2 separate regions of the Homo sapiens genome follow, and region 1 is linked to region 2. Evidence: chromatin loops called from intact Hi-C (ENCODE). Cell type or tissue: dorsolateral prefrontal cortex. All regions are shown on one strand. Links, peaks and the distances in the headings refer to the core of each region. The heading gives the core; the rest is flanking DNA.

Region 1 (2,920 bases), core at 172-2,671, 350 kb after region 2:
CAAATGGGCTTGTTAATGCAGCTGTAGGGGCCAACACCTTCCAATAAGACGGCCTCCTGTCTTGCCACATTTTGGCTTCCAAGGCTCCGAGCCCGTTTCTCCTTGTGTGTACACGTCTGTGTGTGTGCACCTGTAGGTTACAAATCCCTTGGCAACCTTAACACCAATGCATTGTTCCCACACCTGGCCTAGAAACTCAGAGCCACCCCCACCCCCACTGCCCCCCTTCTTAGCCAGGGCAGCAGCGCAGCTCACCAGGCTCCCCGAAGCATCCTTCCTGCTGTTTCTGCCAGCTGAGAATGGCCTCCAGCCACCGGAGCTTGTAGAAGTCGGAGAAGCCGCCCATTCCACAGAACATGACTGGAAGTAAAGACGGGGGCCCTCTGCAGGCCTGCCCCCCAGGCCCACCTCCTCCCACTCCCCAGGGCTGCCACGGTGCCACCTGCCTTCATCTGCCTGGGTTAGGCTTAGGAGGTGGGCGTTCAATGCAGAGGAGGGAAGGAGGCAGCTTGAGCCTTTGCCTGACCAACTAGGGGCTCCCATGCTTGTGTCCCGCCTCCCACTGAGGGCCTTGGTCAGGGCTGCTCCAAAGTCAGGATCAGTGGAGGAGTTTGGACACCCCAGCCAGCTAGCAGCCTCCCAAGCGCTCCCTGTCTGCCTCATCCATAAGGCTTTGTGGGTCTGTCTGCCAGTCACCTGGTCCATCTGTGTAGAGCTCCGTCACTGGGGCAGCCTTTGGGGGCAGGAAACTGTCACACAGTGGCAGGTAAAATACAGGATGCCCAGTTACATTTGAGTTTTCGATAAACAATGAATATAATTTTTGAGTGTAAGTATATCCCATGAAATAGTTGGGATAAACTTATACTAAAAATGGATTCATTGCTTATCTGAAGTTCAAATTTAACTGAGCACTCTGTATTTTTACTTGCTTAATCTGGCAACTCCGTGTGTGTGTGTGTGTGTGTGTGTGTGTGTGTGTGTGTGTGTGTGTGTGTGTGTGTGTGTGTTGGTGGGGGGACACCCTGTTCCTTTGCCCCGGGGGCAGAATGCTGGCCATACTGTTTTCCATGAAGATGTCCCGGGTAGGGTAGGCGTATCCGATGGCCTCAGCTCTGCGGTTCAAGTCCATCATGTTGGCGCAGAAGAGGTTGATATAGTCCTGGCTCTGTTGGAGTGGTCCCTGTGTGCACCCCCTCTGGGGAGACAAACACCCAAAGACAAGGGAGTCAGTGGTACAGATGACAGACACACGCCCTGCTATGGGAAAGTCTTGCAGTTCTGAGACGGTCTTGCAAGGGGCTGTGTTTAGGGCTGTGTTTAGGGCAGGTCTTTTTCTCCTTTTCGCAGGATTTCTTCCCCATGCACACCCCCAGCCTGCTGGGTTCGAGATCCAGCTCTGCCACTTAGGAGCAAACCACTTGGTTTGCTAAAGTAACCTTTCTGAGCCTCAAGAGTTTTTATCAGGAAAGGGCGAGGCCTCTAGAAACGGCACCAGAGGGGCTCTCGTAGGGGGATGACACAGCTGGGAAGTGCCCAATGTGATGCCTGGGCCACTAGGAGGTGCTCTGTGACCGATCGCGGGGGCAATGCAATGTACAACGAGCCTGAACCCGCGGGCAGCTTCAGTGCTACTCAAAGTGTGGGCCAAGAACCGGGCTGGTGACTCCCCACACTGGGAGAGAAGAACAAGAGTTGACAGCAGGCTTTAGACACTTCTGTAGCAGTGGTCAGAGTTACTTTCCACCTGCTGAATCTAATGATCAAAATAATTCCCTTGTAATATGGTTTTTATTGTATTTATAAAAATATTGGGCTGTCACAGCTTGCAGAGAAATAATAATTTTTAAATTCTGTTGAACAAAAACAGAGAGTGTCTCCTCAGCTAAGGATTTCTGGACACTGAATCACATTGTTTTTTGAATGAAGATAATGAACCCTACCTTTCTGTATGAAGAAATATATATGGCCAGGCACAGTGGCTCATGCCTCTAACCCCAGCACTTTGGGAGGCCGAGGCGGGTGGATCACGAGGTCCGGAATTCAAGACCAGCCTGGCCAACATGGTGAAACCCCATCTCTACTAAAAATACAAAAATTAGCTGGGCATAGTGGGACGTGCCTGTAATCCCAGCTACTTGGGAGGCTGAGGCAGAGAATTGCTTAAATCCGGGAGGCAGAGGTTGCAGTGAGCTGAGATCGTGCCACTGCACTCCAGCCTGGGCAACAGAGTGAGACTCCATCTCAAAAAAAAAAAAAGAAGGAAAAGAAATATACATATATATATGTATATATATATGTGTATATATATATATAGTGGTATATATATACATAGTGGTGTATATATATAGTGGTATATATAGTGATTATATATATCGTGATATATATATAGTGGTATATATATAGTGGTATATATATAGTGGCATATATATATAGTGTGTATGGTAGTATATATATAAAGAAAAGAAATATATATACTGGTGTGTGTGTATATATATATATATGCCACCATATATATATTTTTCTTTTTCTATTTTTTTATATGTATATATATAGAGAGCGGCATATATATATATAGTGGCATATATAATGTAGTAGCATGATCTCAGCTCACTACAGCCTCTGCCTCTCTGGTTCAAGCGATTCTCCTGCCTCAGCCTCCCGAGTAGCTGGAATTACAGGTGCATGCCACTATGCCCGACTAATTTTTGTATTTTTAGTAGAGACGGGATTTTACCATGTTGGCCAGGCTGGTCTCGAACTCCTGATCTCAAGTGATCCACCCACCTCAGCCTCCCAAAGTGCTGGGATTACAGGTGTGAGCCACCGTGCCCGGCCTCATTCATTTGTTTTTGTTTACAGAGTTCTTTCTGATGATTCTCTTTTATTCTCTCTTTCTCTCTCTCGTTGTGTTTTTCTG
Region 2 (2,920 bases), core at 320-2,819:
TCTTGAGACAGAGTCTCACTCTGTCCCCCGAGCTGAAGTGTAATGGCATGATCTTGGCTCACTCACTGCAACCTCCGCCTCCTGGGTTCTAGCGATTCTCACGCCTCACCCTTCCAAGTAGCTGCGGTTACAGATGCGTGCCACCATGCCCAGTGTTTTTTTTCTTTTCTTTTTCAGTAGACACAGGCTTTTGCCATGTTGGCCAGGCTGGTCTCAAACTCCTGATCTGCCTGCCTTGGCCTCCCAAAGTGCTGGGATTACAGGCATGAGCCACCATGCCCAGCCAGGAGTTTATTATCTCTGTTGGGGTTTGCCAAATTGTTCATAAGTCTGTATTGTTCATAATCAGAAATTCTGTTCTAATTTGAATAAGTAAAACCCATCTCTTCATTAAAATATATGGTAATATAAGTCACAACTACTTTTTCCTAATCCCTTCCTTTGGAAACAACTTTTTTTTTTTTCTTTTGAGAAGGAGTTTTGCTCTTGCTGCCCAGGCTGGAACTTCCGCCTCCTGGGTTCAAGCAATTCTCCTATCTCAGCCTCCCGAGTAGTTGGGAATTATAGGCAGATGCCACCATACCCAGCTAATTTTTATATTTTAGTAGAGATGGGGTTTCATCATATTAGGCTGGTCTTGAACTCCTGACCTCAGGTGATCCACCCACCTCAGCCTCGCAAAGTGCTGGGATTATAGGCACGTTACCACTGTGCCCGGCTGGAAACAACTTATTAAGCAATTCTGTATTTTCTTTTTTTTTTCTTTATTTTTTTGAGACGGAGTCTTGCTCTGTCACCCAGGCAGGAGTGCAATGGTGCGATCACGGCTCACTGCAAGCTCCACCTCCTGGGTTCACGCCACTCTCCTGCCTCAGGCTCCCAAGTAGCTGGGACTACAGGCACCCGGCCACCATGCCCAGCTAATCTTGTTTTTGTATTTTTAGTAGAGACGGGGTTTCACCATGTTGGCCAGGCTGGTCTCGATCTCCTGACCTTGTGATCCGCCCACCTTGGCCTCCCACAAAGTGCTGGCATCACAGGAGTGAGCCACAGCGCCCAGCCACAATTTTGTATTTTCTAAAGCATGGCATGTGTTTGCTATGATTATAAACTGTTTCAAATCACTTCCCAGTCTGAGCTTTCAGAGCTCAAACCAGAGCTTTTATTATTTTGTAGCTTTTCAGTTTTTCATATTTGATTTGTATAAGGCTCTGATCTGATTCTACTTTTAAGAGATACGTGAGTTGTATACAGGAGGAAATGATGAGATCTCCTTGTGGAGTGGGTAAGCTGGGGCAGAAATGAAGGGAAAGGTCCTTTGCATTACCACCTGAGCTGTGTTTATTATGAAACAATCCCAATGCCAGGGAAGAGGCTGGGCTGAGCCTGACACTGAGAAAGGAGCTGCTCGCTCAGGTGCAAACTGACAGGACAACTCAGGGCAGGCCAGCAAAGAGGGAGAGCTCAGGCCCTGAACGTGGGCCACTCTGTCCTTCCCCATGACGAGGCTCAAGCTCTGGCGACTGAGCTAGCCATATGGACACACACCTCCTCACACTCAAAGATCTATAGCACTCCAGGGAGACTGTGCTTCCATCCAAGCTGAAGGGGAGGGAGCTGTAAGACAAATGCAAAGAGGCAGCAATAAGCAAGGGAACGGCAGCTGCGTGAATCTCAGCACCCAACACACCCTCAGAGCAGCTTAAAAAGAACAGGCAGATGGAAACCACAAAAGAGCCAGGGCTGCAATCCTGCTATCAACGTGGAATTCAGGGCAAAACACATTAAATATGACACGGAAGGACACTTTTTTTTTTTTTTTTTTGAAACAGAGTTTCACTCCGTCACCTAGGCTGGAGTGCAGTGGCACAATCTCGGCTCATTGTAACCTCCGCCTCCCGGGTTCAAGTGATTCTCCTGCCTCAGCCTCCCGAGTAGCTGGGATTGTAAGTATGTGCCACCATGCCTGGCTAATTTGTGTATTTTGAGTAGAGACAAGGTTTCACCATGTAGGCTGGACTGGTCTCGAACTCCTGACCTCAGGGGATCTGCCCGCCTTGGCCTCCCAAAGTGCTCGGATTACAGGTATGGGCCATGCCCAGCCAGAAGGACACTTCTAATACTAAAAGCCATAATTCACAGTGAATCTATAACAAGTTATGAAAATCTGTCACCAAAAAATGCACCAACTTCCTTCATAAATCAGAAACACGCTAATAGGTAATTTTGTAGAAAATGAACTAAGAGTACATAATCCTAAATAAGATAGACTCACAGATATGCTAAACTGTATACAGATAATAGAGAATACAACTTCTCAAGCAAAACACGGAACACTAAAAAATATTGATCAGGGCCGGGCGCGGTGGCTCACGCCTGTAATCCCAGCACTTTGGGAGGCCGAGGTGGGCGGATCACTTGAGGTCAGGACTTCAAGACCAACCTGGCCAACATGGTGAAACCCTGTCCCTACTAAAAATACAAAAAAAAATGAGCCAGGCGTGGTGGCAGATGCCTGGAATCCCAACTACTCGGGAGGCTGAGGCAGGAGAGTCGCTTGAACCTGGGAGGCAGAGGTTGCAGTGAGTCAAGATCGCACTTGGGCACTCCAGCCTGGGTGACAGAGTGAGACTACATCTGAAAAAAATATATATATATATAGATAGATCAGTAGATGATAAATAAGATGACAAGGAAGTTATGTAAATGTAAGAATTATAAACACTCTCTGATCAGACACATTAAAGTTAATCAGAATAACATGAGAAATTAATTGCAAGATCAAAAAGGCCCTTCCATCTAGAAATTAACAAACAAAAACAATCATAATACTTCTATTAGACAACTCCTGGGTGAAGGAGAAAATATAAATAAAAATTACAGAATTTCTAAAAATAACAAGGAAAGTATTAAATACAGA

The links. Peaks named below come from ENCODE experiments on the same cell type or tissue, not always from the same donor. Only the 100,000 strongest peaks of a DNase experiment are listed, where the experiment ranks them.
Region 1: a loop joins it to region 2, with 2.1 times the contacts of the local background. A loop is called at or near these places in 1 of 110 quality-filtered maps.

The regions. Positions count from the first base shown.
Region 1 is chr16:5,054,991-5,057,910 of GRCh38, forward strand. It overlaps C16orf89 (chromosome 16 open reading frame 89), which reads right to left. Exons shown (of 8, transcript NM_001098514.3): 5 at 1,063-1,198; 6 at 256-360. Among named protein-coding and RNA genes, the nearest start is that of C16orf89, 9.5 kb to the right of the region's middle. In dorsolateral prefrontal cortex, for the core only: a CTCF peak has its summit at 1,579 (motif pointing right); no DNase peak of the experiment used is centred there.
Region 2 is chr16:4,705,475-4,708,394 of GRCh38, forward strand. The region is part of intron 7 of ANKS3 (ankyrin repeat and sterile alpha motif domain containing 3); the gene reads right to left. Among named protein-coding and RNA genes, the nearest start is that of NUDT16L1, 13 kb to the left of the region's middle. In dorsolateral prefrontal cortex, for the core only: no CTCF peak of the experiment used is centred there; a DNase peak (open chromatin) is centred at 1,587; H3K27ac peaks cover 1,876 bases.